Regions from separate parts of the Homo sapiens genome. Here region 2 is linked to region 1. Evidence: read pairs that join two places in POLR2A ChIA-PET (ENCODE). Cell type or tissue: PC-9. All regions are shown on one strand. Each heading gives the region's core, and the rest is flanking DNA. Links, peaks and the distances in the headings are about the cores only. Region 1 overlaps CASC15 (cancer susceptibility 15). Region 2 has its middle 57 kb from the start of LINC00581.

Region 1 (15,944 bases), core at 5,704-9,703:
AATATCTCATATTTTTCTCATTATGTTTTATTATTGACATTAATAGAGTCAAACCTTACTGTTTACAGATTCTGTATTTGCAAATTCACCTAACTTGCAGAAATTTACGTGTAACCCCAAAATCAATATGCATGGTGCTTTCCTGCTTTCTCAAACATGCACAGAGCAGTGAAAGTTCTAAGTTGCCCAACACACATTCCCAGCTGACGCTGAACAAGGTGACACGCTGCCTTCTTGTTTCAGCTTCAATCATGTAAACAAGTGTCATTTTTAATGCCATGTTCTTTGCATTTTTATGCTTTTTGTTGGTGATTTCACTGTTTGCAATGCCCCCCAGATGGAGGGCTGAAATGCTATTAATATCTAGTGTTACTAAGCGCAAGAAGTCTGTGATGTACCTTGCAGAGAAAAGGCACGTGTTTGCTAAGCTTCACTTAGGCATGAGTTGTAGCACTATTAGCCATGAGTTTAATGTTAATGAACCAATAATATACATTAAATTACACATATATTAAATATATGTATCAAATCTAAATGTAAATATATTTTAAAATACAAATAAAACATATTAAATAAAATACATGCTAAATAAAACACATAAAATAAGCATATGTGTTCATTGATGAAAATCTTGCAGCCAGAGGCTCTCAGGAACCTAACCCTGTATTTTCCCTAGGAGCAATGGTTCAGTATTTGCTAATTCAGTGTTCACAGCAACTTTACAGAACATTAACTCTCTCAGATCATGAGACTCAGTGTATTTATTTTTATTTTTATTTATTTATTTTTTGAGACGGAGTCTCACCCTGTCGCCCAGGCTGGAGTTCAGTGGCACGATCTCAGTTCACTGCAACCTCTGCCTCCCGGGTTCAAGAGATTCTCCTGCCCCAGCCTTCCGAGTAGCTGGGATTACAGGTGCGTGCCACCACACCTGGCTAATTTTTGTATTTTTAGTAGAGATGGGGTTTCACCATGTTGGCCAGGCTGGTCTCGAACTGCTGACCTCGTGATCAGCCGGCTTCGGCCTCCCAAAGTGCTGGGAATACAGGCATGAGCCACCGTGCCCGGCTCAGCGTATTCATTTTGGGAGTTCTCCACAGAAAGACATTTTACTGAATTTGTCTATTTTGCTTCCGCTAAACCGGACCACAGCTGATGGTGATGAAAGTAACAGAGAAATAGTTAAAAGCTTGATTGTTGTCCTTAATTCAGTTTCAAATAAATTTCTGCATGCAGACGAAGTGGGTTTACACAGCTATGGCATAATTTATTATTCCCTGAGAGCAAGGACTACGCCTGTCTTGCACAGAGATATGGCTCACCAATGCCTACAAACAACGTCTAGCACCAAGTGGGTTCCCACTAAAAATCTCATATATGAATGAAATACTCCATGCCAAACGAAATCCTATTTCTTATACTTATTTCCCCTGAAAAACAATATACCAAGTCTAAGGTACTAAATTCTTCCTTCCATTTAGCTTGGGTGGATACAAAATTTGAGGCAATGACATTATAAAGACAAGGTCAAGGAGTTCAAAAACAGAGATCTGGGTTTGAATTCTCTGAACTGCTACACGTGTGAGCTTGGAGACTACACTTTCCCTCTCAGAATCTCACTTTTTTTGTCTAAAAATTAGGGATAATACCACCTCCAGCAGATGATTGTGATACATCAATGTGATAATGTATATACAATTTCTAATACCTTGCTTCACACCTAACAGGCACTGAATAAAGACCATTCCTTCAAGCCTACGTGGAATCATGAGTCACACAGAGTAGCATCGCCAGAGGGAACAGAAAGTCCTCACTTGATACGGCAGAAACAGGAACAGGGTTAGGTAGTCTCCGGCAGGCTGGTCAGTTTTGATCTTTACAACTTGGTTGATGATCACCTCAGCCCTACCTTCAAAAGCGATTCCTGTCCACAGGGGTTGGTAACTGCCTTCCCCTTTACACAAAAAACAAGAAAAAAAATGGTGAAAATCCACAGCCTCCTTTGTCTTTATTTGCATTTGCTTTTGTTTAATTGTAGCAAAATATACATAACATAAAAATTTACCATTTTGGCCGGGTGTGGTGGCTCATGTCTGTAATCCCAGCACTTTGGGAGGCCTGGCGGATCACAAGGTCAGGAGTTCACGACTAGCCTGACAAACATAGTGAAACCCTGTCAATACTAAAAATACAAGAATTAGCTAGACGTAGTGGAACACACCTGTAATCCCAGCTACTTAGGAGGCTGAGGTAGAAGAATCACTTGAACCCGGGAGGCAGAGGTTGCAGTGATCCAAGATTACGCCACTGTACTCCAGCCTGGGCAACAGAGTGAGACTCCAAGACTTCGAGATTCTGTCTCCAAAAAAAAAAAAAAAAAACCATTTTAACCATTTTTTTAAAGTATCTTCTTTCTTAAACGCAGTCTCTGACAGGGGCTGCATAAAGATATGCATGAGATTTGGCCTTGAGAATATTGTAAGATTGCATATAATGCTCCTAAGCTTAGATGTATGACCCCCAACCAATTTTCCACTACTTTCTACTGAATGCCTCACTTGAGCAACAGACATTCTCCTAAAACTTCGTCTGCCATTCTCATTCTTGAAACTTTACTATTACATTTTGTGGGTGAATCTCTATTTTACATAATCTACCAAAATTTCCTAGCTGGCATGATGAAACGAGTTTTTAAAATTTCTTCCTGCCTATATATTTTTCTGTGGTGAGGAAGTTGGATGATGTCTAACACCCATTTGAGGTCTCACATATTATAATTCTGTTATTAAAATCACAGGAATGATTATACACCACACTATCTACACACAGGGTAAAATGTTGCTTCAGTTAGCACAGACCAAAAATGGCATGCTTACAGTATCACACATTCCCAAACAAAGCATATCAAGCTTTGTATAACTGCCACTGAAATAGCTGCAAGAAAAACAAACACCATTTCAGTGACCTCACACAACCTCATTCTATAAACATTACAAAAACTCCTTTTACACTGATCTGTTTAAGGCAGCAAGACTTAAGGGTTGACTGATAAAGCTTTCGTGTGAGTTCAATTAGTTTTTTAAAAAACCAAGTGAGTTTTGCAGAACTTATTGGCAGATTAACGTAGGAGAGCTGAGCAGCAAGCTTGCCTTCGTCAGAGGAATGAAGCGAGCTGTGGCTTTGGGTCTCTCGCATGGGACTTCTGACCTGAGAAGAATGCGATCATAGGCCCAGTGAGCTACCACAGATGTTCCCCTATCGCCTTGATATCGCCTCGACTCATCACTTGTCTCACTTAGTCCTCAAAGGTAGGTATCATGTTCAAGTATTTCAGACTTTCTAACATATTTGTCCACTTCTGTGGCATTTCAAGAACCACCTTATTAGCAAACAAAGCCACCCACTGAATGTGTTCAGAATTACAAACGCACGCTCCTATGCTTTTCCTACATGAGTGATATCCAAACACATTCCATCAGAAACACTTTATTCCAGTTATCTACTACACAGCTGGCAATTCCAATATAGGAAGGAATCCTCTCCTTGTCCACAGGACAAAACACTGCTAACATGTAAATGTACTGGAGTTCTGCTTCTGTGTATGAAGTATTAAATGCAACAGGAGGAGGAGGAGTGTGTGGGAGAAAGAAAAGAGAAAAGAAATAATAAAATAGGCTAAGCATGGTGGCTCACACCTGTAATCCCAGCACTTCTCAAAAAGAAAGGAAATAATAAAATAATGGATTTCAAACCCAACCATCTGGATAATTGCATTAAATGCAAATGATCCAAACATTACAGTTAAAAGGACTGCTAAAAAACTTACAAGTAGCATCACATTTAATTGTGAAAGACTAAGTGCTGTGCCGGGCGTGGTGGCTCACGCCTGTAATCCCAACACTTTGGGAGGCAGAGGCGGGTGGATCACCTGAGGTCAGGAGTTCAAGACCACCCTGACTAACATGGTGAAACCCCATCTCTACTAAAAATACAAAAATTAGCTGGGCATAGTGGCAGGCACCTATAATCCCAGCTACTCAGGAGGCTGAGGCAGGAGAATCACTTGAACCCAGGAGGCGGAGGTTGCAGTGAGCCGAGATCGCACCATTGCACTCCAGCCTAGGTGACAGAGAGGGACTCCGTCTCAAAAAAAAAAAAACTAAGTGCTTTGACTTCATGTTTGTTCATTAAAAATGACTCATAAAGAAAGGGAGCTGACAAGCCACAAACTTGGAGAGAATGTCTAAAAGACACATAAAATGCTACTACCTAGAATTTATAAAGAGCTCCTACAAAAAAGCAAATTACAGCCAGACACAATGGCACATGCCTGTGGTCCCAGCTACTAAGAAGGCTAAGGCAGGAGGATCACTTGAGCCCAAGAACAGACCATCCTGGGCAACATAGTGAGACCTCATCTCAAAAAAAAAAAAAAAAAATACAGACCATAGAAGAAGTGACAAATGCAAATATTCATTTGCATAGAAATGGCCAATAATATATGTAAAGATGTACAATCTCATTAAGTATCCAGAAATACAAATTAAAAGAAACTATGCTAAACACAATACCAAAGGTAAGTTTGCAATGGTGTTGAATGATAGGAATATTTTACTCATTACTCATGAATGTTTGTCCCAACCACCTTGAAAAACAAGCCTGCACCAACTCAGGAAGTGGAATATATGCATGCCCTGTAATCCAGTTATTCTCCTTGGGAATATATCCCAGAAAAACTGTGTACCAGTTGCTCTGTGTACCAGGATACAAGAATGTCCACAGCAGTATTATTTGCAATGACCCAAACTGCAAACTACTTGACTTAGTTTAGCTCCTCTCAGAAGCAGACCCTAAGACAAAAATTAAGTTTATTTAGAAGAAAAAAATAAACAAAAAAAACTGGTAGGGGTATGGGGGAGTAAGACAGGGAAGAAAAGGCAGCCAATAAACGGTGTACCATTAAACCAACTACTGTGTGAGTCACTGGGGCATCGTCTCATAGAGAAACTAGGGGAACTGCAATTATCCAAGGGAGCTGCGGTATTTACACCCCAACTCCCCAGAGTCATTGGTTGAGACCTGCCCCCAGGGGCACTCCTGGCTTTCTGTGATGTGCAAGGCTTTCTGTAGTTGGGATGGAGAGGAGAGCGCTTAGACACAGATGCAGATAATGCATCTGGAGGTTGATGAGTGCATCACGAAACAGCTAAAAGACGTGGGTGAGGAACTGACAGAATCTGCTACAAAACAAAACCCACAAGTACACTGACAGGAAATGGATAAACTGAGGTACATTCATACACAGTAGTACTATACAGCAATGAAAATAAATGTATAAAGTTGCGCACATCACAAAACATATAACGTTAATTTTTAAAAAGGCGATAGAAGAAACACAGTACAGTTTCATGTATTTGAAGCTTTAAAACATGCAAAATAAAGCAATTATTAGTTAGGGACACATATATGGCGAAATCATGAAGGAACACAAGAAAATGGAAAACAAAAATGTCAGGATGCTGACTTATGTAAAATATGCTAAGAGACTAAACGTGTTTGAAATTATCAAAATTACATTTTATTTTGGAGAAATTAACTTTAATTGAAAAGGGAAAAGTTGTATCTGAGGTACGGGTGAGGAGGAATAATTGAAAGATAAAACAGAATTGAGACTGTTCTATGCTGGATGGCAGACGCATGGGTCAGCCTTTTATTGCTGTCTATTTCAGAAATGTATGTACACTTTTTATGCATAAAATATTTCAAAAAAGTAAAAGATTGAAATAAAAGATATCAAAACATTCACATAACTTCTCTGAGTGGAAGAATAATGGATTTTCTTTTCTTCTTTTTACTTTTCTGTATTTTCCGCAATAAATGTACATTCTTTTTGTATTAATAAAACAATTTGAAATTAATCATTTCCTCATAACCCCCCCTTATCTCCTAATTCTAGTTCTACCACCTTACACACATGGCCAATCTAGAAAAAGAGGGAAATCAGTTACTTGATTCCCTGTTGTGGTTATTAAGTTACACAGAGATCCCTGGTTTGCTAATTCAGCTGCAAATTTACATTTGCCCACAGGCACTGAAGCCAAAAAAAAAAAAAAAAAAAAAAGTAGGCCAATTCTAAAATAAATCATCCAGTGGGCAATTAAATACTTGATAAAAATTGAAGGGAAGAAAGAATCAGAACTCTATAGGTTAAATCCTATTATAACCAATTTCATATGACAGTTTCTATTCTCTCCTGAGGGATTTTGAGTGGAATTCAGGTTATGCCAAACGTTGCTTGAAAAGATTGAAGTATTTAAAGAATATTAAGAGACACAATGTGTTAGTAACAATCACAATCACAATTTTTATTTTGAAAGACAAATTATACCTGTAAAGGGGGAACAGACTGCATGGTCTACATCACTATTGAATATGGGAAGACTGAAGCTCCAAGATGCTTGAAATAACCAACTTGTGTATTCATCAAATGCCTTGTATATTTTGTCAAACCATTAAAAACTAAAATCATTACTGCTGGTCTCAGAGGTTATGTCTATCAAACAACTGGTTCCACTATTTGAATATAAATTTATAATCAATATCAGTCATCCTATCAATGCTAGAACAGAATAAATGTTCTTTACGGGTTGCAAAAACTTATTATTATAGTCACTACTAGAAAACGGGTGAATTTGTGATGCCCTACGATGTATTTGTCCATTCTATTAGCAGCATCATGTTTTGATGATGTACCAGTTAATATGTCTTCCTTTGGGACTCCAAAATCATTAAGGTTTATGTATTCATAATCTGAGAGGCCTAAGTGAATAGGCTTGAGGGCCCCAGGAGCACTTAAAAGCTAGTTGGGAAGAAAAGTGCCTGCCCAAATAGCTTTTGCAGAGCAACAGACCGTAAATCTCCTTTGTGAGCTCAGATAAGCTTGGACTGAAGAGGACTCTCATAAACTCCTGCTTATCCAAACTGCAATATCTGCCTCTGTGAGTTTCTAGCCCTGACCCCTGACAGCCCCTTCCATTTAACCTGTTCTTTCAGTGTGACTGTGTATAACAAGGGTTGTGCAGGAATGCCGCATGCCCTACAATATTTATTTCAATCCAAAATTCTCTTAACCAAGCTTGGGGGCTGCAGGTTTTGTACCACAGTGTCTGAAACAGAAGAGAAAAAAGAAGAGGGCCTCAAATTTCGAGGTATAACAGTATGTACCTCGTAACTATAGTTTACAAGAGCAGCCAAACGTATTATACTAAGAACCTTAATTTAGAAAAATCCAGTAGCCCACAAAGGCTGAAAGATTTAAAAAAAAAATTGGAGTCAATCACAAAAATAACCAATGTAATTTTTTCTAAAAAAAAAAAATACTAACCTCTGAACCATGTATTGTTTTCTGTTTAATAAAAGAAAAATATTTTCTGGTTTTCTAATATAAAAGGCCAACTTCAAAGGAGCTTTATAAGTACCATAAGGTAGTATTGTCACCCAGGCAATTTCAAAAGGTCTTTCAAACCACCCTCAGATAACTAATCTGTTACTTGGCAACTCTTATGAGAAAACATCTTTAAAGAGTCCATAAACAATCATTATCTTTAAACAGCATCCCAAAAACTAAAATCCCTGGATAACATAGATTTTTCATTTTTACCTCTCTCAGACTCTATCTCACAACTCCTTCTCTAATTTAAAAATAATAATAATTTAAAAGCTAATGAGAAGAAGTCCTACAACAGATTCTGTAAAAATGCACCTTGCAAAAATGGGTGTCAAATAAAATCTATCTTTGAATTTAGAGAAAAGACAGAGAGGCAATAAAAGGATACAAGTTTAAATGAGGAAAAATCTTTACATCATCATTTACTTTTCCATTTTAATTAAACTTGAATTCCAAATGATGCTGAGTTTATTAACAAGATAATTCTTTATAAGTCACTACTGAGCAGGTTCCATAAGAATTTTATGGTCTGTCAATATCAAATGGTAAAGAGTAATCTAAGAATTTAGTGAGTCAATAAAATAAAAGGCATTCACAGTACACCCACACGTAACCTGAGAACTCCCTTGAGGACTAGGGGGGTGGTTTCAAGTGACTTTCAACATCACCAATTAAAGCAACAGCTTCGGCATTAAATATGCCATTTGCACCTCAATCTACTTCATCTCCCTCTCCAACCAACAGACAGCTCCCTGAATACAGTTGCACAAGTGCCCACTATGTATCTTGAGAGATGAAATTAGAATTTTTATGGCTGGGAAGTATTTACAGATCACATAAATACTTACACAGATCAGAGAAGTGAAATAAATTTTGAATCACCAAAATATACTACTTTCCGGGGTGCTCTGTTTACCCCAACTAAGCTCTATTTACTACAGTGCTATTTTTTAAGGCCTTCAGGAGTTCCAGGCTCATACCTTTACTAAAACACAGTGTAAGGATTCCAGATTTCCAGTGTCCTAAAATCAGTGTCCTCTTTAGGTTAAGTGTAAATGAGTGAGTATGTGTGGGTGGGGAGAAAAGGGTTGAGAAGATGTTGAAGAGGAGACAGAGTATCTTGAAAGGAAATTCCTCTTAACCCAACATGAGATTTTTGGAAATTCAGGACAGTTCAGGGTAACATGAAGTATCACTTAAGTAAGAAGGTGCATGAAGACACTTACGTTAGAATTCTCTATATTCTTGAATAAATTATAAGATGGCAGAAATCTAACAATCTGAGAATTATAATCCAATTTTCAGCATTGCAATGCTGGGTCATGTTTTACTTTTTCTAGCAATATCTTATTTTAATTCAATATTTACAAGAAAGGAAAGTTAAGTAGCATAACTCAAAATTCTGATGTTATACTGGAAAACATTTCTGTCAAATAGGAAAATAGCTCTACACATGGCTGTTTCTCCTCTGAAATTACATTGATGTCGACCTCTCCTCTTCTATAGAGGAACTTTACCACCACGGAAGGCCAGGATTACATTCAGTGAATACGTGAATAATTCCCACTGCATTAGCGTTAATGCAACTGCCACAATCATTTACACTAACACCCTTTTACACAACTACTATGACTTCTGCTAACAACTCAGCTGTTACGTCTACATTTTTTACAAGATAATAATATATGTGGTAAAGCCACCAAGGGCCGTGGCAGAAACACCAAATGTAGAGGGCCTTGAGGGTTGAATAAGCCCATTGTCTGTTTTCAAACAAGAGGGCTGTATTCATGTTGAAACCAGAGTATAAAAAGTAGATTAGAACAAAGCCTTAAAATCAGAAACAAATCAAAAGTAGCTGAAAACCCACTCACATGTTTTAAACTACAATTTCTATGCTTGGCATTGTTTGTATATTTCCATTACAAAATAAACGTGAAGATGATAGAAATTTATGAGGGCAGCACGTTCATAGAAGAGGTACTTTTTTTCTTTTTTCAATTTATCTTGAATATTTAAAATGGCTTTTGGGGGAGAAGAATATCCTTACCATTTTAAAAACATATAAAGTGAGCTGGAGATTTGTCAACTTATTAAGGACTTGATTTTATGCTTCAGTCAAAGATATGTTACACTAGAGAAATAATATTATTTTATACTTATGCTCTCTGTACAGTTTATTAATAAGCAGTTTCATGTAAATTACCTTAATCCTTATAACAACCCTGTGAGGTAAGTATGGTTGGTCCATAGGTGGATTAAAACCCTGCGTCTCAGTGTAGAAGATATTTGTCATGTTTTCCCCCTGGTTAGCACCTTTTGAACACCCTTGATGTAGCTGGATAATTTTCAGCTAATAAGTCCCACTTTCCAATTAAAGAACTCAGAAAACTTCGTTCTCCAGTCTCCTTTGCAGCTAGGGTGACTTCAGTACCACCAATCAGATTCACCCTTGAACAACTTGGATTCACATGCGGGCAACTTGCAGGAGGAAGCGACATACCGGTATGGATTTGACATGGTTTTATTACAGGTAAGGATGGCAATCATGGTATCCAGCTTAGGGGGCCAGTGATGGTTGCAAGGCTGCCTTCTCAGAGCAGGCAGATTTCCTGGCAGCATTAGAAACCACAGCAACCGGTCGGGTGCGATGCCTCATGCCCGTAATGCTAGCACTTTGGGAGGCTGAGGAGGGCAGATCACTTGAGGTCAGGAGTTCAAGACTAGCCTGGCCAACATGGTGAAACCCTGCCTCCACTAAAAACACAAAAAATTGGCCAGGCGCGGTGGTCACACCTGTAATCCCAGCACTTTGGGAGGCCGAGGCGGGCGGATCACGAGGTCAGGAGATTGAGACCATCCTAGCTAACACGGTGAAACCCCATCTCTACTAAAAATACAAAAAATTAGCCGGGCGTGGTGGCAGGCACCTGTAGTCCCAGCTACTCGGGAGGCTGAGGCAGGAGAATGGTGTGAACCTGGGAGGAGGAGCTTGCAGTGAGCCGAGATCCATGCCACTGCACTCCAGCCTGGGCGACAGAGCGAGACTCCGTCTCAAAAAAAAAAAAAAAAAAAATACAAAAAATTAGCTGGGCGTAGTGGTGGGCACCTGTAATCCCAACTACTCCGGAGGCTGAGGCAGGAGAATCACTTGAACCTGGGAGGCAGAGGTTGCAGTGAGCCGAGATAGCGCCACTGTACTCCAGCCTAGGTGACAGAGCAAGACTCCAACTTAAAAAAAAAAAAAAAAAAAAGAAAGAAAGAAAGAAACCACAGCATTCAGGGCTCAAGGGGGCAGCACAGGTGGTGACGGTTTCCTCTTTAGGCCAGTTCTTTGCCATGGTTTTGGAAACTGTTTCCGAAACGTTTAGCTATGTGCCTAGTTCTTCAGCCTTCCCAAGGCGACCACAAGCTTCTCAATATCCTCTCAATAAATTCCATTTCTGCTTAACCAGAGTCCGTTTCTGTCGCTTACAATTAGGGACCCTGATTCAAACATTTACTGAGGTTGTCGCACAATATTCATTCTCTTTGGGAAGTCTTCTCTGGCCAAGCAACCTTTAGCCTAAGTCCAAAGGGATGCATAAGACTCAACCAAGCCAAGGTTGAGGTGTTGAGGTGGGGAAAGGGGAATGGTATTGTAGGCAGAGGGCCAGGCAGTGCAAAGGCCCTGTGGTGGAAAAGATGAACCACTGGTCTTGAGCATAGTGAATGGCATGGGGGAGAACTTAATGAAATGAGGCAAACAGGTGAGCAGAGGCCGGTGTACAAGGGCATGGTCACACATGTTTCACCTCTAGGCCTGCATGTCAGAAAAGAAAATTTCTCTATTAAGCCAAAATAAAAGTAGACATAAGCAACACACATTTGAAATTTTACCCTGAGAAGTTTCAGAGTAAGAAAGACCAATACCCCAACTACCAGGTACGGTTCCAAACACGTAAAAATAGTGATAATGTTGATAATGTTTCCCCTACATGCTTTTTTTTTTTTTTTTTTTGAGATAGGGTCTCACTGTATTGCTCAGGCTGGAGTGCAGTGGTGGGATCTCAGCTCATTGCAACCTCTACCTCCTGGGCTCAAGCAACGCTCCCACCTCAGCCTCCCTAGTAGCTGGGACTACAGGCACACACCACCACACCTGGCTAATTTTATATCCTTTCTTATACACACAGAAACATTCCCATGTTCTTCAAGTATTCAAGTAATAGCCCAGCCGTAAAAGCTTATCAAACAGCACAATGGATCTGGACTGAGGAAACCTGTGTCTGAGCACTTAAGCAAAACTTACTAAATCCATAATCTTAGAAAAATTACATGCATTATCTGGGCAGGTTGCCCAAATCAATAAGATACAGAAGTATCTGCTGCCCTCCATACCTCATGGAATTTTAAGGCTCACATAAGCCAAGAGATGTGCAAGATCTATATATTAGGTATTATTAGTAAGGAGTAATTGTGATGACAATAATAGCTATTAGGAAATGTCACTGGGCATGGTGGCTCATACCTGTAATCCCAGCATTTTGGGAGGCCAAGGCAGGAGGATCCATTGATCCTGGGAGTTCAAGACCAGCCTGGGCAACATAGAGAGACCCTGTCTCTACAAAAAATAAAAACTAAAAAATTAGCCAGGCATGGTGATACACGTCTGTGGTGTTAGCTACTCAGAGGCTGAGGCTGGAGGATCGCTTGAGCCCAGGAGGCAGAGGTTGCAATGAGCCATGACCGTGCCACTGCAGTCCAGCCTGGGTGACAGGGTGAGGCCTTGTCTCAAAAAAAAATTAAAAAAATTAAAAAATTTGACCAAATGCAAAGTACTTTGGGATGGTTTATCTTTTCAGTTCTAAACTATTTAGTGGAAATTTCTATGTGGAATTTTTGGCTGCCATGGTTTTGACCTCAAACAAACTCACAATCTAGAAGACATAAACAAGTATACTGCAGCATTATAAATGGTAACAGATAAACCACCATTTTCAGAACAACACATACTTTGTCTTACTCATCTTTGTATCTCTAGTATCTAGGTGGCAGTACCTTAAAGATAGTAAGCAAGATATTGTCTTTGCCTGCATCTAGTTAAGTCATTCCCCAATTTGAATGTTAAAGATAATGAAACAAATCACAAAGTGAATGCTTAGAAACCAATCTAGTTGCTGGGCGCGGTGGCTCACGCCTATAATGCCAGGAGGGAGGCCGGGGCGGGTGGATCACGAGGAGTTCAAGATCAGCCTGGCCAACATGGTGAAACCCCATCTCTACTAAAAACTACAAAAAGTAGCTGGGTGTGGTGGCCCGCGCCTGTGGTTCCAGCTACTCGGGAGGCTGAGGCAGAAGAATCGCTTGAACCCGGGAGGTGGAGGTTGCAGTGAGCCGTGATCGTGTCACTGCACTCCATCCTGGGCGACAGGGCGAGGCTCTGTCTCAAAAAAAAAAAGGAACCAATCTAGTTTGGCCAACTATGCAGCCAAATCCATGATAACCAAGTTTGAAAGGTTTCATTTAATCTTCAGCATATTTCACCACAGAACAGTATAGAGATGGTGGATTTATTATAAAAATATTTGGCCCCTGGCCAGGCACAGTGGCTCATGCCTGTAATCCCAGCACTTTGGGAGACAGAGGCGGGCGGATCACGAGGTCAGGTGATCGTGACCATCCCAGCTAACAGGGTAAAACCCCATCTCTACTAAAAATACAAAAAATTAGCCTGGCGTGGTGGCACACGCCTGTAATCCCAGCTACTCCAGAGGCTGAGGCAGGTGAATTGCTTGAACTTGGGAGGCGGAGGTTGCAGTGAAAGGAGATCGCGCCACTGCACTTCAGCCTGGGCTACAGAGTGAGACTCCGTCTCAAAAAATAAAAATAATAAATATATATATTTGGCCGGGCTCAGTGGCTCACGCCTGTAATTCCACCACTTTGGGAAGCTGAGGCAGGCAGCGGATCACCTGCGGTCAGGAGTTTGAGACCAGCCTGGCCAACATGGTGAAACCTCGTCTCTACTAAAAATACAAAAATCAGCCGGGTGTGGTGCTGTGCGCCTGTAATTCCAGCTACTCGGGAGGCTGAGGCAGGAGGCAGGAGAATCGCTTGAACGTGGGAGGCTGAGGAGATCTCGGTGAGCCGAGATTGCACCATTGCACTCTAGCCTGGGTGGGCAACAAGAGTGAAACTCCATCTCAAAAAAAAAAAAAAAAGAAAGAAAGAAAGAAGAAAGAAACTGCTTATTTTGCCCTCTGTGTCTTCACTAATAGACATGGACTACATTACAAACCCCAACAGCAACAACCCAGATTCACCAGCCTTAGAAGGAAACATCAGAGATATGCCAACATCCCTACTGCGCATGAATACCCACTGCATTCAGAAAAAAAAAAGTAGCAACTTACATGGCATTCCACAGCCCACCTCAGAAGCACATCCCAATTTTTCACAACTCTCGCAGTCAGACTGTGAGGAAAGCAATTTTGAGTGGAAGTCAGAGGTGGACATGGGTTTCCAGATAGCAAAAGAGTCTGTAAGTTAAAAGAGAATGTTCAGTCACAGCTTGAAAGTAGAAGTAAAAGGGACTATTAAGAAATGACAGCAAAACTAAGACTTACTGTCAAGAAAGAGAAGCAATTCCAAGAACTGTTTAATCCATTAAACTGATGCCCAACTATCCAAGTATATTCAGAACTTAATTTGATCGTGCCCTGATCTGCCTTTACATTTTAATTAAGATTAGCTGAGCATGTAAATTAGTTTTGAGCATAATATCCTAGGGTGAACAAAACTAAAAAGAACGGAAATAAGTCCATCCGAGAAGGAAATGCGGGGAAAGGCAATCCTTGGGGATCCTTTGATCCTCAAGGTGAGGGCACCAGACAGATGACGAAGGTGGTAGCATTAAGAACTCAGCTGGAAGCACTTTTCCATTTAGGTTCTTCCTTGGAAGGGTGCCCATTCATGACAAAGACAAGGAAATGCAGTAAGTGTGAGTAGAACTTAATATAAACAGTGAGCTCTTTCTCAATTCTAAACTGCAGGCCTCCTAAATCCACATCCTGGTATAACGCCTTTAAAAAATGAAAAACCTAGCGATACAGTCTTAGCTCATACTTAACTTGTTATCTAGGATATTCCTGTGTTACATTTTTGCCTTACTTACATAAAGCCTGTCATTCAACACTTTATAATCTTTTAATTCATTTTCTTCTCCGTTTACTCTGTCCTTCACTTTTCCTTGTATATTGTATTTACGTAAATGTATGTATGTATAAAATTGCCGTATGTATATACATACAGTCTAAAACTAAATCTTATTCTACTGATCTAAAGTTAACTAAAAAGATTAAGTAACAGATCTGCAAACTACTGAACTGAAATTTTTTTATGACTTCCGTGTCTAAACTTTCACAATTACAATTGTTTTCAAACTTTAAATATCCTTAATTTTCCAGGATTTCCTCCAAAATCATTGTTTCCTGCCATCAATATAGTTTTAAGTTTCATAAAACATCCATGTAACAGGCTTTTTTATCTGCTAATCAACATCATCCATAGGCCATTTGTTTCTAAAGATAACTTCAGTTAAAACTGATCTTATTCATCAGTTTAGGTGGCAGAACTCAGACATGATGCTCAGAGCCCAAGCTCTGCAATCTGCACAGAAATGATTTTATACCCATACAATTGCTTCCTGCCAGAGGACTACGGGAGTGCAGCCTTGGGAATTTAAATGACCGATTTACCCAGGGAAAGAAAGCTTATTTTTAGTAAGTGGGAAAAAAAAAATGTTGATTTAATTTATTTTACTGCCTGTGAATCTCCTTTGGAAAAGGAGAAGCAGAGTTTGATTAATTAGATTAGCAAATGCAGTAAGTTGTTTATTCACTTGGGTGAATCAATGTTTCCCTGAATTTAGTTTAGCTTTATTTTATGCTTTCAAACCCATCCAGTAGGTAAGATGGTGAAAGCCAAAAGCCTTTCTCTCCCACAGCTCCTTGGAATATCTTTTCACATGTTAATTTGATCTTTTTGTGATCGGAGGCAGATGTATTTCACAGCGCCTCCCTCTCCCCTCCCCACTCCACCCCAGCATATGGGTAACACACATATAGATGATAGAAAATTATAGATGATAGAAAATTGACTACAGGGATCTATTTCCATTTTTTATGCCTCCTCGTTTTTAGTATTTTTCCTTTCCTGCTGACTTTCATTGTAAATTATATTTCTACCCAGTATTAAAATTCAAAAGGAAATAAAGAGCTTTCTCTGCCGTTAATGACAGCGTATTTTAAGATGATTAGGAAATAATTATTAGAACAAATTGCTTTATTTAAAAAAAAACAGTTGCTAAATTTCTCAAATGTTTGCTAGTTTTTCTTTCTTCATTCTCTTAATGACCTGTCTTTCTAAGGAAGTTCCCTTCATGTGACTTGCTACACAAAATCATTCCTGATTCATTTGTTACTGAGATTTACCGGAGTACAGCTGTTCAAACAAAGTA
Region 2 (15,944 bases), core at 6,350-10,349, 290 kb after region 1:
CACTACAACCTCCGCCTCCTGGGTTCAAGCAATTCTCCTGCCTCAGCCTGCGGAGTAGCTGGGACTACAGGTGTGTGCCACCATGCCCGGCTAGTTTTTTGTATTTTTAATAGAGATGGGGTTTCACCATGTTAGCCAGGATGGTCTCAATCTCCTGACCTTGTGATCCACCTGCCTCGGCCTCCCAAAGGACTGATTGTTTTATAGAACTTGATGTTGGGATAAAACTAGGGACCAGTGGTCCTAAATGCCCATTCCCTCCTCTAGCTGGTGGAAGTACTAGTAGCTCCTTAGGACATGCGTCCCCTTTAACATGTAGTTAATTATCAAACATATATTTGCAACACTACGTTAATGCAAATAAGAAATTTTGCTGCCTCTTCTCATAAAGTTTTCAAGTAAATAGTTCTTTATGGTTGCCCTACAGGTTATTGTTGGTTTGTTTGTCTTACTAACTTTTCCTTGGCTCTCACTCACCCAGACTCCTCATTGTTGACTGAGAACTCCTACATTTACTGGTAACCTTATTAAAATTAGACTCTGCATTTCATAATCTATGATGGTAACATTTTGTTCAATTTACTGACACACTTAAGTTGACCAAAATTACTTGAGCAGAAAGCTCTGTAAGAACCATTGATTGCTTTTATTCCTTTCCTGGGGCAAAATGCTTCAACTTCCTATAAGACAAGATCCTTCTCTTCAGATCCAGACCTGTTTCCCAGCAAAATCAACAACAGCTCTCACTGTTATTCCCAGTTGTTAATGGGCATGAACAACAGGATCTGCTCTGACAGAGCCAACCACACAGATAGAAAGATTTGGTGGCCTCTCCCTGGTATGATTTAAGGACAGTGGAAAAGTCTCTATACAGAAATCTCTCCCAGACTCCCTGAGCCCTGCTGCCTGAAACTCTACCATTAATGAATCATTTCTTTACATTCAGGATTGTCTTCTGGAGAACAATCTTCAAAGGGGCACCATATTTAAGTCAGTTTGGTGGCCAAGAGGGTGGGAAGGGGGCAATACAGAAAGAGAAAAAGAGGAAGAGAGTTGAAATAAAGGTGGTAACACAAGGCTTTGTGTGCTGACAGTCCTATTAAAGGCTGTTTTGCAACACTGGTGCAACCAGAGTGCATAACAATTATGAGAGAATGATTCCAGTATGGCTCAAACCCACATGCACATGCCTAATGTGGTCTTATTATTTATTTATATGAAAGCTTAATAAATAAGTACAGATTCAACCTGATTTGTAATCAGCCTGCTAACTCAATACAAATTATAGGTTCCTTTAAGACAGTGATTTTCAACTGTAGGCAATTTCACCCCACTCTCCCAGAGGTTATTGGCAATATCTGAAGACATTTTTTGGTTGTCACAAGTGTGGGGGTAGGGAAGAAGTTCCACTGGCATCGAATGTGTAGAGGTCAGAGATGATGCTAAACATCCTATAATGCTCAGGACAGCCTCTTCCCAATTGTCCATCCCCAAAGTCAACTGTGCCGCAGTTAGGAAACCCTGCTTTAGGATTATAGGCAAGTCGCCAGGCTTGCAGAGATGATAGAATTGTGATGTAATAATTTTCTCTTATGCTTTGCACTGGACCACAAATGCACGCATATAAACCATGAACATGAAATGTAGCCTCTGTTTGTTATTTGTCTTCAAAAATCCGTCACGATGTCCAGCCCCACAGTCTGCTATTTGGAGAGTTGGTTTTCGGGCCCCTTGTTTGATCTATTCCCTACCACCTCAGTAGCCAGAAGGAGCAGCTAGGAATCTTAGCCAATTCAAAGGAAGAGGCTCCGGGCCCCTGTTCAAGTGACACTCCTAATCAGTGAGTTCTTTGTGAGAAAATCTCCTATAAATAAATTGTTCAATTGATGGGTCTTGATGAGGAGCAAAAATGTCTTAGTTCCCAGCTTCTCACTATCCCAGCCAAATTCACAGCAGACAGATGCCATGTGAGGCCCTCTTCTAGCCGGGCAACTTCCATATTTCTCTTCCCTCTGCTGAGTGGTAATCCCCTCTGACCTTACCTCCACTACAATGTGGGTTCTTGAGCCTTCACATTTTCTTCTCCATCACACTCCCTCCTTCCCCACGAGCAAGAGCAGGTGACTAACAGCTGGTAAAGAAGGACCTGCCATTGGTTACCAGTTCCTTCAGTTGACTGACTGATGCACTTTTTTTTTTTTTTTTTTTTTTGAGATAGAGTCTCCCAGGCTGGGGTGCAGTGGCACGACCTCGGCTCACCACAACCTCCGCCTCCTGGGTTCAAGCGATTCTCCTGCCTCAGCCTCCCGAGTAGCTGGGATTACAGGCACCCACCACCAAGCCCTGCTAATTTTTTTTTTTTTTTTTTTAGTAGAGATGGGGTTTCACCACATTGGCCAGGCTAGTGTCAAGCTTCTCACTTTAAGTGATCCACCCACCTTGCCCTCCCAGAGTGCTAGGATTACAGGCGTGAGCTGCCATGACTGGTCGATTGATGCACTTTTAGTGACAACTCTCCACACTCAACAATAACCGCATAAGGGACTTGTGGAATCAAAGGGTTTCTCTATTCCTCTCTCCACTTGGGCAAAGCCACTCTAGACTCAAAAAGCTACAGAGAGATCTTGGGTGAGGGTAGACCATGTCCTAAAAGCCTGTTGCTTTGTCTGAAGGTAAGTCTGCTTTAGTCTTGAAAACTCATTTGGAAAAGGAGAGAGGTGTGATAAGAGGTGCATGCTCGGAAAGGACCCAGCATAGTCAGCCGTCCTTACCCAGGCACTCCCTGACTTAGGGACAATCCGCCAAGTTGGCTGAATCACTGGAAACCTGAGCTGGGAATGGAAGAAACGTTTTCAATCCTTTCTCAACCCAAACCCACACTACTCTTAAAAGAATAGCCTTAGCTGACAATCCTCTCTCTGCAGGCTTTCTTCTGGCTTCTGATTGTCGATCACTCAATTGATCTATTAATCAATTCTTCCCCTTAGGACTAGAACACCTAGACATACATATACACATGTAAAATAAATATTTTATATTTTCTCACAAATATCTACTGGACCTTACTTTAACAATGGAAGACTTCTTTTCTTTTAGTACCAGAAGTGCCCTGATCTAGCATCACAGAACTCTCCTTTCACTGTCCTATATTACTTCTGACTCTGATTATGAAGGTTCTGATAACATGTGCCTGTGGAATGCACCCTCTTGGCTAATGGAAGCATCGCTGTGCTGTAGTCACGATCTCTGTTCAGGAGACTCTGGTTTTAAGCTGATTGGGACCTGACTGGTATCTGTAGGATAAAAGAGAAATGTTGCTGAGTAGTGAAGAGAATATGTCCAGACCTCCAGCCAGAGGGAGAAAAGGAAGGAGGATGGGAGGGAACTGAGCTAATCTTCATTCTTCCAGAAGAGATACAGAGGCTGGAAAACATCTTATACATAACAGCCGAATCACGGCTCACTCCTCTTTATGCTCCTTTCCGTAAGGCACTAAGGGAAAAGAAAAATAAATTTTAAAAAAAGTTCCTTTTTTTCCTCTAGTTTTTATTCTTTTAGCCAAGTTGTGAGAAGCCACTGATTTCTACCCTATAAATTATTTAAAATTCCACCTTTGCATCAGGATTGGAAAATCAATCTCCCTGATTAAAAAGTGAACAGCTTCACGTTTCTAAATGTCTCTTTAATCTTTTAATTATGTCTGGTTACAGACAGCATGAGTCTCAAAGAAGCAGAGAACTGCACCCTGTGCTAACTCAACTCAAAAAAATCTATAAGTCCATCAGCCTTTTTACTTAGCCATCTGGCATTATTGCTGTCAGGTAGGCCTGCTTTCAGAAATACTGCCTAATGGACGACTCGGATCCTCTCATTAACATACTTCTATCTCAAGGTCGCATGTAAAGTTTCATTGGTTCTAATTTCTCCAACTAAAACAAAGTACTATAGGATCTAACTGGAGACTTTGCAGGTATGAAAGTCCAGTTTAATAAAAAGACTTGAGGCATGCAAATATTTGTGTATAGGCCTGAGAATTCTTTTTTTTTTAGACAGTCTTATTCTGTCACCCAGGCTGGAGTGCAGTGGTGCAATCTCTGCTCACTGCAATCCCTGCCTCCTGGGTTCAAGTGATTCTCCTGCCTCAGCCTCCCGAGTAGCTGGGATTATAGGTGCCCGCCACCACGCCCTGCTAATTTTCGTATTTTTAGTAGAGACAGGGTTTCACCAGGTTGGCCAGGTTGGTCTCAAACTCCTGGCCTCAAGCAATCTGCCTGTCTCGGCCTCCCAAAGTGCTGGGATTACAGGTGTGAGCCACCGCTCCCGGCCATAGGCCTGATAATTCAACCAAAGGCCACCATCATACACAGTGCAAGCCAAGGTAACCGAGTCAAATGTATACATTTGTAAATTGACTCCGGGTGCCAAGATTTTTGGAAGAAAAGTTACAAGCACTCCAACCACCCAATTACTCATGAAAAAGCTGCTCTTCTCTAGTGAGCTAGATGAAAAAACAGTCTCCAGAAGGCTTTCGATTGAGGGCAACAGATTACTACATGGAAAACAAGGAGAGGGAGATCCAGGCAAGCTTTTCAATGACTCTTGGAGAAGTCATTTATTACCTGTGTTGTTTGAAAATGCAGTGAAGTCTGCGATAGTGTGGCTCAAGAAACCAAAGTATTTCAAAACCCAAAACGCAGACATGCAGCTAGCTCTTCTTAACTCTACTCTCTGACGACCTGCAGCAGAAATCCCAGCTGACTAATAGGCTTTCTTAAACACTGTAAACCACCGTTTTAAAATACTCTTGCCATGATATGAATTGGACTGCAATTGTCACAGCCCCCTTCCCAGGTGTCTAGTGGAGCAAAGGCACCACATTTAGCGTTTTAAGGTTCAGTGTAAACAGAGACCAGAGCCGAGGCTCCAGAGAGACTCCTTTGAGTCGAAGTGGTGGATTCTGCTTCCCTCACTTGCAAGTCTTTGCATGGGTGGCGTGCACGGGCATACACAACACGGGTGAATCTGAAGCACCACAGTAAACGATCGCAGGCAAGAGGAGAGATTTCCTGGGGAGGTGCAGTAGTAAATGATGTCAGAAGTCAACCCTGCCTTCGGCCTGGCAAACTCAGTGGGCTTCCTCGGTCTAATGTAGGCTGGGCATTACCAGCACCTAGTGGAGGTGATGAGACAGCCAGGTGGGAGGAGATCCCTGGAGAAACTCTAGCTGGCTTGCCCACTAGGGTGGAGCCTCAGGAAATTCGTGCCCTTTGCACCAGGGAGGAGCCTGGGCTCTCCTCTTCCTGTGCGGAACCTGAGATTCCAACAGCTGGACGCAAAGCGCTCTAGCGGGGATTCTGGTCTAGGGAGAGTCCCTGTTTCCCCTTTTCTTCCTTTTTCATCAATAGAGCCCTGTCTTACTCACCAATCACATTGTCTGGGAGCCTGAATTTTCGTGGCCGTGGGACAGAGAACCGCATCTTTAGCTGAACTAAGGAAAAGTCCTGCAACAGTGACGTGTTCCACCATCTTGCCCACAATATGTTTATGATAATGTGAGTCTGTAAAACTCTTGGTTTTAAAGGACAACCTCTTCTTCTTTTCTTTCTTTCTTTCTTTTTTTTTTTTTCTTCGAGACGGAGTTTGGCTCTTGTTGACCAGGCTGGAGTGCAATGGTGCGATCTTGGCTCACCGCAACCTCCGCCTTCCGGGTTCAAGCGATTCTCCTGCCTCAGCCTCCGGAGTAGCTGGGATTACAGGCATGCGCAACCACGCCTGGCTAATTTTGTATTTTTAGTAGAGAGGGTTTCGCCATGTTGGTCAGTCTGGTCTCAAACTCCCGACCTCAGGTGATCCGCCCGCCTCGGCCTCCCAAAGTGCTGGGATTACAGGCGTGAGCCACCCTGCCCAGCCGACAGCCTCTTTTTCTATCCTTGTGTTTTACCAATCACCACCTCAATCTCTTGGAAATAATGAGGATTTGTATTCTCGAATATTTTTCTAATTTCAGCACTAGATGCTTCAAAATCCAGCCTTGAGCTAATTTAGATGCCCCAAGTAAGCTGATGTGGTATTATAATGGTGTGATGACTTCCCTTATAAAAACAACTTTAAAATGCTGCGTGTTTATGTACTTAAAATTTTTATTTTAAATCTCTTTTGTCTGAAGCCCTGTAATCTTCTTTGGAAAATACACACTGTACCTGGTTTTTTTTTTTTCCTATGGGATTGGAAGGATCTTCAGCTCAAAGCACTGCTTCAGAGCTAACCTTATTTAAAGTCGGGAACAGTGAATCAAGATAAATCATCAAACATTCATTAGGCATCTACATGGGCCAAGTGATAAAAGGGTTACAGGGATAATTAAACATACATATATATATGTTTATATATACACATTTAATATATATAAACATATATATAAGTTTAACTTATATGTTATTTAATATAGAATATATTAATATATTATATAAAAATATAAATTTAACATATATGTTAATATATATTAAACATATATGATAAAAGTTAATATATATAAAGGTTATATATTATGTGATATATAAGATATATGTTATATATAAGTTAATATATTATATATTTTCATATATTTTATATATAATATAGAGTATATATATTTTAATATATAATATTAATATTCATATATATATAGTATATATAGTATATAGTATATATAGTATATATAGTATATATATTTTTAATATATACTATATAGTATATATTTTTAATGTATATTTTAAATATATATACTATATTGTATATATATGATATATATAATATAGTATATATATTTAATACATATACTATATAGTATATATATTTTTAATATATATACTGTATTTTAATATATTAATATATTTATAATATATTAAAATATATACATATAATTTTTAACATATATAAGTTTAGTTATCCATATATAATTAAAGACAGAGATAAGTTTAGAGTTAAAGTCAAGAGAAACATGCTAAAATAACTAAGTAAATGCAAGGTAGAATAAGATCAATTCCAAAAGACAGGAACACTGATTTATGTGAAAAAGCTAAGTTTACATTTTAGTTATATCAACTTTGAATTTCCTAAGAGATAGAATGAGTGTGCAGATTGGTCATCATTAGCATAGAAGTAATAACTGGAGCCCTCAGAGTAGATGAGATACCCCAAGGGGGAAAAAAGAGAACAGAAAGACATGATTAGCAGTCATATTGAAGAAGGTAGAGGAGAATCTTAAAAGCATAAACTCAAAGAAGTCCTCGGAAAAGAGTTTAATGAAAAAAAGATGTTTAAAAGGTGTATTGCAGAGAGCTCAGGAAACACCAACAGAGAAGAGGTCATTGGTTGTGGGTTCCTTTGGAGCAAGGTCTGTGCCAAGTACAGTCGGGAATAAGCAAGGGAAGAGGGAGGCTTGGCCTCAGCACACGAAGGACTTCCAACATAGTTGGGAGGACAAACCCGACCGAAAGAACGGTATTAAAATTTAGTGCTAAATTCTAAATTGTGTGATGCCAATGATGGTAGCTGGGGCATTCTCTGATGGTCAGAGGTGCTGGCTGCCAGCGTGACTTTGACCCCACAGGGTGCAGAGGCAGATACTGTTCAGATTGCTGCCGTAAGAACAGCATTGAGGCTAGGATATAGATATATATTTTTTAAATAGCACTGATGTAGCATCATTGCTTAAGACAGATAACGATGAAGGGTGGTTTAAACAAACATTGCTCCTGCATTCGCAAATGTATTAGTGAATGGAAGATGCAACCGGAAATTACTGCACTCCAGCTCTGTGGGCGGAAGCTTGCAAACACATGAAAAAACACATGAACTCCTCAACTCACTGTCTCCTCTTGTCTTTTTATTTTCCTTGCAGGGCCTCACAGCCAAATCCTCTCTTATCGCCTGTGGGGCTGCCAAGGGAAATGATTGCCAAATGGGTTTTAAACTCAGAATGGCGACAACCTGATGCTTTAGACATAATGCCTCTTTCCCTTCAGAGGCACCTTTTTTGTATTCTTACTACAGTGTACCTAAGCATGGCTGGATCTGAAGTGTTATTTGAGTGTTTTAAATAAAGTGTTAGTGTTTTTTTAGCTCTATTTGCAGCACTAGTAATCCAGGAGCTTAGAAAAGAATGGTGGTTTATTAGTACCAGCAAATAATTAAGGAAGTGCAGTCTAAAGGAAGAAAGTAGCAAACAGTGATTCATATAGCAGGAAACTATCTCAACCCTTAGAATTCAAACATTCCTTTATTCATTCATTCATTCCTTCATTCATTCAATAAATATGCATGAAGTGCCAACTTTATACCCAGCATTGCACTAAGTGTGGGGTTACACAGAAAAATAGCATGTGGTCTCTGCACTTGAGAGGTTCAAGGTCTGGCCATCGAAGGAAGAAAAAATAATTATCTACCATTTATTTTGCACCTATGTCCCATCAAGAACTGCCCTGGGGCCCTTTATCTATTTTTGCTCGTTTAATACAATGAGTCTGTGAGTTAGGTATTACTCTTTAGTCTGACATAATAGAACATTGAGATGTCCCCAAATCAAGTAACCTGATCAAAGTTTCACAGCTAATATGTGGAATGCAAACCCAGCTGCCCTGGCCTCAAAGACCATGCTCTTTGTACTGCACCTTGAGGCCTCCCTGAAATGAATATGGCCTTCAATATGCCCTCAAAGATTACACAGACAGGTTTACAAATAATAACAATGTGATTGCTTTAATAATAACACCACTTCCAAGGCTTACTCAGGACTCTTCTCAGCACTGAAGACGACTTTGGAACCCACCTATGACACTGCATATACTCTGTTTTTGTTTTTGTTTTTGAGATGGTGTCTCACTCTGTCGCCCAGGCTGGAGTGCAGTGGCACAATCTCAGCTCACTGCAACCTCTGCGTCCTGGGTTCAAGCGATTCTCTTGCCTCAGTCTCCCGAGTAGCTGGGACTACAGGCACCTGCCATCATGCCCGGCCAATTTTTTGTATTTTTTTTTTTTAGTAGAGATGGGGTTTCGCCATGTTAGCCAGGATGGTCTCGATCTCCTGACCTCTTGATCCGCCCGTCTCGGACCCCCAAAGTGCTGGGATTACAGGCGTGAGCCACCATGCCCAGCCAACACTGCATATACTCTGAAGGGCAAACACTGGGAAGTCTCCTGAGGAGAAGATGTGTGTTTTGTGCTTCCTGCCCTCTCTAATGATGTCTTCTGTAAGGTATAGGACCTGCTAAGATACAGCTACATGGACCCATATCCCAGAGCCTTGGATTCCATCGCTTCCTACATGAAGAGCATCAAAAAAAATGATGCAGGCATTTTTATTCCCCTAAAGGGGAATGGTGCTTCCATTGTTTTAGGTGCATATTTCTACACTAAAACTAATTACGTCTCATGGTCCTTACCTGTTTTCCTTTTTTATTTTTATTTTTTTGAGACAAGGTCTCATTCTGTCACCGAGGCTGGAGTGCAGAGGCACGATCAGGGCTCACTGCAGGGTCAACCTCCCAGGCTCAAGCAATCCTCCCACCTTAGCCTCCTGAGTAGCTAGGATTACAGGTGCAAGCCACCGTGCCCAGCTAATATTTGTATTTTTTGTAGATGTGGGGTTTCGCCATGTTGCCCAGGCTGGTCTCGAACGCCTGGGCTCCAGCACTCCACCCGCCTTGGCCTCCCATAGTGCTGGGATTACAGGCATGAGCCTCTGTGCCCAGCTACCTCACCTGTTTTCTTGTTAGTCTCCCTCACTAGGGAAGCCCTCCACACTAGGAACTCTGTTCCGTTCACCATGATATATTCAGCTCATATAGCAGTTCATTGTACTTCGTAAGTGATCATTAAAATGTTTATCGAGGAAAAGAAGAAAACTTTAACTCTATTAACCCATTGTGGGTTTCGGGGTTTTTGTTTTGTTTTAAAGTTTATTTGCAAAGGTCTGCACAAAGTCCTAGAAGAATGGTCAACACAAAACTGAATAAGACCAACCCTGGCCCTGGTTAGCACATCTAATTTTCACATATTATTGGTTTAACTTAAAAAGGAAAACCCAGTTTTTGAGTTACCAACACTGAAATAAATGCTATGAAAACATGGCCTATAAATTCCCACACTGAGTTTATTTATCAGTGTGTTAAGGATCAATATTCCTTAAGAAATAAGCTAAAACTCAGAAGTAATTATCAATCAAATTACAAAATTTATAGCCACTTAGATGCAGGACATTGAAAACACACACACACACACACATTCACGTGTTTATTTCCACTCCTTAGAAACCCACTTAAGTGTCAGTAAAAGAATACAAAAGTTTAAATCCACAGGAACAAATGGAATGGCAGAAAAGACAACGGTGGACAAGAATATCAACAGATACCTGCTGGATAGAAAGCTATTGAAGAAGTGATGGTTTAAGCAGAACAGAAAAGGCTGGATTCTGTGAGCCTACAGAGGCAACTTAATAAAAAACAAGCCAGTCTTTCTTCAGAACTCTGGGAAGGTTCAGGAACTGGAGGCATGGGGCCTGCAGAAGGTGAAGGCGTGCAGTCAAGGGTGGATTGAAAGTCAATACAGTTATCTCCTTAGGTGCATCCATCATCATCACCTCCCACCTCCAAGACAGGTGGTTTATTTTCTCCAAAACAGGCTTCAAGACCAACACCCAAGGTACAGAAAGCAGTAACTGGGGCCATTATCAAAAATCTGAATCTTTAGATTAAAATGATCATTTGAGTGCCCAACAAAATAAGTAAAAAAAGACCCAACCAAGACACATCATTTTGAAATTTCAGCACTCCAGGGAAAGGACAATGTTTACATAAAAATGACAGAGAATCAGAGTGCTGTTGGACTTGTAAACAGAAACATTGAAAGCTAGAAGATAATAGTTTAATGCCTTTAAATTCAGAATGAGAATTATTTTTAACCTAGAATTCAATTCTTAGCCAAACTGCCAAACAAATGCAAGGGTAGAATAAAGATATTTTCAGGCAGGAAAGTTCTCAGTAAATTTACCTCACATGCACCCTTTCTCAGGAAGGGTGTGTCACCAAAATGAGAGAATAAAGCAAGAAAGAAGAAAACATGGAAACCAGGAAGGAGAGACTGCAACACAAGAGAGGTGAAGAGAATTGCCAGGATGATGGCAGAGGGAGGTCTTGGGATGACAGTAGTATAGGGGCCCAAAAGAACAACCAATAAAAGTTGGAAAAAGAAAGAAAAGGGCCCCAGGAAGGAGGCCTTGAGATACTGGTAGATTATCTGTTACGTATTACTATGTGGAACATTTTGGGAAACTGTTGGAAGTTGTGGCAGGACTTAGGGATAGTTATATACAAAGACAAGCTGGTGAAAAAAACAAGGTGATCATTAACTCCAAGAAAAACAAAAAGCTGTACAAGAAAGGAAAGGTAATTATAGTGTCGTGTAAGCTCAGTAGAGAACATTATTTACATAGTTATAATAATATTGACCCTGAATATTGATTTAACCAAAAAGGGGAACAAGAGGGAACAGTGTTGTGGAGACGTAAATCCTCACCAACTGTAATAGTCACTAAATAATGGTCTAGGAGGACATATATGTTACCCAGAAATATGGAGGTAAATACCAGAGGAAACAGCTAAAATTAATTTAAAGTAGCTGCCTCCAGGGAGAAGGACTGGTGGTAAAGAGGGTGGGCCAGGAGAATTGCTGTGTTTTGGTTTTGGTTTCCTTTATTTCTTAAAGCGCTTTAGTAAGATTTGACTTTTAAAAATGTGTACACTTATTTGGATAAATTTGTACTTATTTAAAAACATTAAGCTGCCATAACAGATTAGTAAAGAGGCTTATGATTAACAAATTAGATACATTTCTGCCCTCAAGGATCATGCAATTTAAACACAAATCTGAAAAAAAAACCATACAGATCATTTCCTAATATAACAAAGCCTAGATTTCAGAACCAATCTGTATGCATTTGCCTCTTCTTCTCTCCAATTTGTAGAAATATTTAAAGTGTGAAGAAGTTTCCTGAGTAGATACTCCCATGTTTTCCCGAGATGTTGAAGAGATTAATTACAAAATGTTTATCACAGTCTGAGTGAATATTTGTACACGGTAGCACTTGTTAACCAAAGCAGGGAAACTAACTGGTGGCAGGAGAATTTGTAGTGCCTTTATCTGAGTCTACATACAAACAGGGCCGGGCCTGGTGGTTCATATCTATAATCCCAGGGCTTTGGGAGGCCAAGGCAGGAGGGTCGCTTGAGTTCAGGAGTTTGAGACCAGCTTGGGCAACATAGTGAGAGGCTGTCTCTAAAATAAAAAATAAAAAAATTAGCTGGGCATGTGCCTGCCTGTGGTCCTAGCTACTTGGGAGGCTGAGGTGGGAGGAAGGCCAGGAATTCAAGGCTGCAATGAGCTATGATTGCACCACTACACTCCAGCCTGGGAAACAGAGCAAGACCCCATCCCTTAAAAATAAATAAATTCAAACAGAGAAGCCACCACAGATACATGGAGTTTGTGCCACAGCTTCAGGCACAATAGATATGCAACTTGATGGGTCGGAAGAAACTGGTCCATCCCTAATTCACAGAGAATGGTTTGGAAAGGAGGAAAGTTGTAGGTCAAATTGAGAGTCAGAATGGCCCTGGGGGTTCTCAGAAACCTGCAAGGGAAATAAGACACTCAAGGGTCACGGGAATGTAACCTGCTAATTCATCCCCAAACTGCAATGTCTTCATCACAGCAGAAATCCCTGGTAGACTAATAAAGACTTTTCGCCCAAAGCAGCATCACCGCCACAAAGCAATAGCTAGCCACCTCACAGCAATAATAATGTGTTAATGACTTTGATAAGAGAGGATACATATCATTATCACCTCTTAATTACCTTTTGGGCAATGAAAAAGCAGCTGTGGAATACACAAATCAAGGCGCTTGGGGAGGAAGTTTCCTTTAAAGTGGTCCCTGTGATGGTTAATTTTGTATTATTCTGCCTCCATTACTTGTCTTTTTTTTTTTTAAAGGTTACCTGCCATTTGTTAAGAAGCAAAGTACCAGCTTGTGCTTGATTCTGTGCATATTACAAACATGGTGTTTACCTATAGGAAGATCATTTCCTTTGGGCTTAGCATTGACCTCCTTATTGATTTCCCTCCTGCCTTCATATTCATGGAGCACAGCTCTACACATTTATTTTGCAAGCCAAGAACCAGGAGACACTTTGTAGAAACACTTCCTTAAGAGAAAGACAAGCCTTAGTTTTCATTTGCCTCTGCACCCAGCACAATGCATTGCATATAATAGCCAGTAAATGTAATCTGAACAAAATATATGTGTTCATTCCAGAGATTATAGCGGTTTCACTCTTTTAGTTTGGATACTGCTTTTGAGATCCTAAGTAATAAGCTGTATTTGTATGAGGGAATCTAGACCACCTTCGATTGCTCTGCACCTCAGTCACCAAGCCTTCTAAGCAGGAATAAGGGAATCATGCTGGCTCTGATACTCACATACCTTTCTGAGGGAGGGGAAATATAGCTTTAGTTCTCACCCACCAAGATCCTCATCAAACTCTCACCCCATCCTGTATATATGCGGGGTGTGGAATTCCCAAACATCATTCCTGAGTTGTCCTGTCCCCTAAAACTCTGCCTGGTGGCCAGCTAGGGAATTAGTGATTTTTTTTTCTTGAGATGGAGTCTTGCTCCGCCACCCAGGCTGGAGTGCAATGGCACAATCTCGGCTCACTGCAACCTCTGCCTCCCGGGTTCAAGCGATTCTCCTGCCTCAGCCTCCTGAGTAGCTGGGATTACAGGTGTACACCACCACCCCTAGCTATTTTTTGTATTTTTAGTAGAGACGGGGTTTTACCACGTTGGTCAGGCTGGTCTCAAACTCCTGACCTCGTGATCCACCCGTCTTGGCCTCCCAGAGTGCTGGGATTATAGGTGTGAGCCACTGCATCTGGCCAGAATGAGTGATTTTCTACAGTAGGTTAATGTCCTTTTCTTTTTCTCTCCACACAAAAGGCTGCCACCAACTTCACTTTTTCTTTGCAAGATGCTTTCTGCGAGTTTGAGGTCACCTGAACATAATTCCCATGACCACTTCAGGATTCCTGCTCTAATATTGTCTTGCCCTCAATGGAATTCTTTTTTAGCTGTATAAAATTCCTTGTTCATCTCTCAGTTATCAGCTATAATGTTTGATGGTTCTGAGGCAACTCATTTCTTTACAAGTTGGCAGACTCATTGCTAACTCTCCCAAGAGAGGTAAGAGGTAGGGGGAAAGAAGGAGAAAAAAAGCAAGGAGGGAGGGAGAGAGGAAGGGAGGGAAGGAAGGGGTAGGGATGGAGGGTGGGAGGGAAGGTAGGGAGGGAGAGATGGAATGTAGGGAGGAAGGGGAAGAAATATATTCAACTGGAAAAATTAAAATGCTGCTTCTTAAAGTGTGTCTGCCTTGTTATTTTTATTTTTTACCAGTTTTATTCTACCTTCTGTTTTGGGCCTGGAGCAGATGTAAAGGACTTACTGAAGCACTTTATATTCATGAACCCAGGGCAATCTAAATCTAAGATTATCTCTCAAATCTGAAGTTAACACAAAACCACAAATGATGAGTGGACAGCTGAGATGACTACAGATTCCATTATTTGGATGGGATAAAAATTGATTAGAAAAAGTATTATCTAGATTAACAGTCATCCTGATTTTTCTACAATGATTCTGTCTCTCCTTTTTTTTTTTTTTAAGTTGAACTGGTCTTTTGAATTTTGTTTGGTGGAGGGGGAGACAGTGCAGGCACATGCAATTCACCGGGCCAGGTAATATCTTTCCTGGACTTAATCAGACCTGGAGCAACTACCCTAGCTCCTTGCTCTCTCCTCCCACCAGTTGCTGCAGTCAGGCACAACCCTTTATCACACCTTGGACTTAGCAAGAACTGCATCTGTGACCTCAGAACAGATAAAAGTGCAGGTCATCGGAGAGGGCAGGAGAAAAGCCAGACATCCCTTTCTCTCCCATCCCACCCGGAGCAGCCTCCCTTCCCACTTTCACCAACACCCACCTCTCAGCCCCTTTTCTAAAGGCCCCCGATCCTTCTTTACCTCTGTTCTGGAAACCAGTCCTCGGTGGTACCCCAGAGGCTGACATTTTACTACAACAGAGAGTAATTTGTACTTTAGAGGACAGTGTTTGGGAATAGCCCATGATTAGTTTTTATAATCTAATGAATCCACCATTGAACTTGAGGCCGGCGCGGTTACTCACGCCTGTAATGCCAGCACTTTGGAAGGCAGAGGCGGGTGGATCACCTGATGTCAGGAGTTCGAGACCAACCTGGCCAACGTGGTGAAACCCCATCTCTACTAAAAATACAAAATTAGCTGGGCATGGTGGTGTGTGCCTGTAATCCCAGCTACTTGGGAGGCTGAGGCAGGGAGAATAGCTTGAACCCAGGAGGCGGAGTTTGCAGTGAGCTGAGATTGCTCCATTGCACTCCAGCCTGGGCGACAGAGCAAAGCTCTGTCTCAAAAAAAAAAAGAAAAAAAAAAAGAAAGAAAGAAAAAAGAAAAGAAAAGAAATTGAACTTGAAAGAGGAGCGGGAGCAAAAGCTCCAAACTGCCGTGTGTTTGCAGTGAGGATGGCAAAAGAGGAGAGGGCTGTGAGATCAAGGAAGAAGGGAGCCCTGGTTTCTAAAGCCCACGCCATCAAAAACTGGAAGGTTGTCATTAGGCCAGTCGGGTAGGAAAGAAAAGGAGTTACCTTATTTTAAATATTTTGTTATTTTTGGCCCTACAAACAATAATAGCAAAAACCAGAGTGCTGGGCTCTGGCATCAGACTGCCCAATTTTGAATCTAAATGTTGCTGCTTATTTACCGGGGGACCTTCCTTAACCTTCTAAGTTTCAATTTCTCATCTGCAACTGGCATAATAG

Evidence for each region. Peaks named below come from ENCODE experiments on the same cell type or tissue, not always from the same donor. Only the 100,000 strongest peaks of a DNase experiment are listed, where the experiment ranks them.
Region 2: POLR2A ChIA-PET joins it to region 1 with 6 read pairs; 2 of 35 experiments call an interaction of 5 or more read pairs at or near these places.

Annotation. Positions count from the first base shown.
Region 1 is chr6:21,740,938-21,756,881 of GRCh38, reverse strand. The region is part of intron 2 of CASC15 (cancer susceptibility 15); the gene reads right to left. LOC124901274 (a long non-coding RNA gene) reads right to left here and starts at 2,182. Exons shown (of 2, transcript XR_007059492.1): 1 at 2,066-2,182; 2 at 1,243-1,954. RefSeq lists enhancers at 14,385-15,308, 15,309-15,944. In PC-9, for the core only: no CTCF peak of the experiment used is centred there; a DNase peak (open chromatin) is centred at 8,041.
Region 2 is chr6:21,447,180-21,463,123 of GRCh38, reverse strand. No RefSeq gene overlaps it. Among named protein-coding and RNA genes, the nearest start is that of LINC00581, 57 kb to the left of the region's middle. In PC-9, for the core only: no CTCF peak of the experiment used is centred there; no DNase peak of the experiment used is centred there.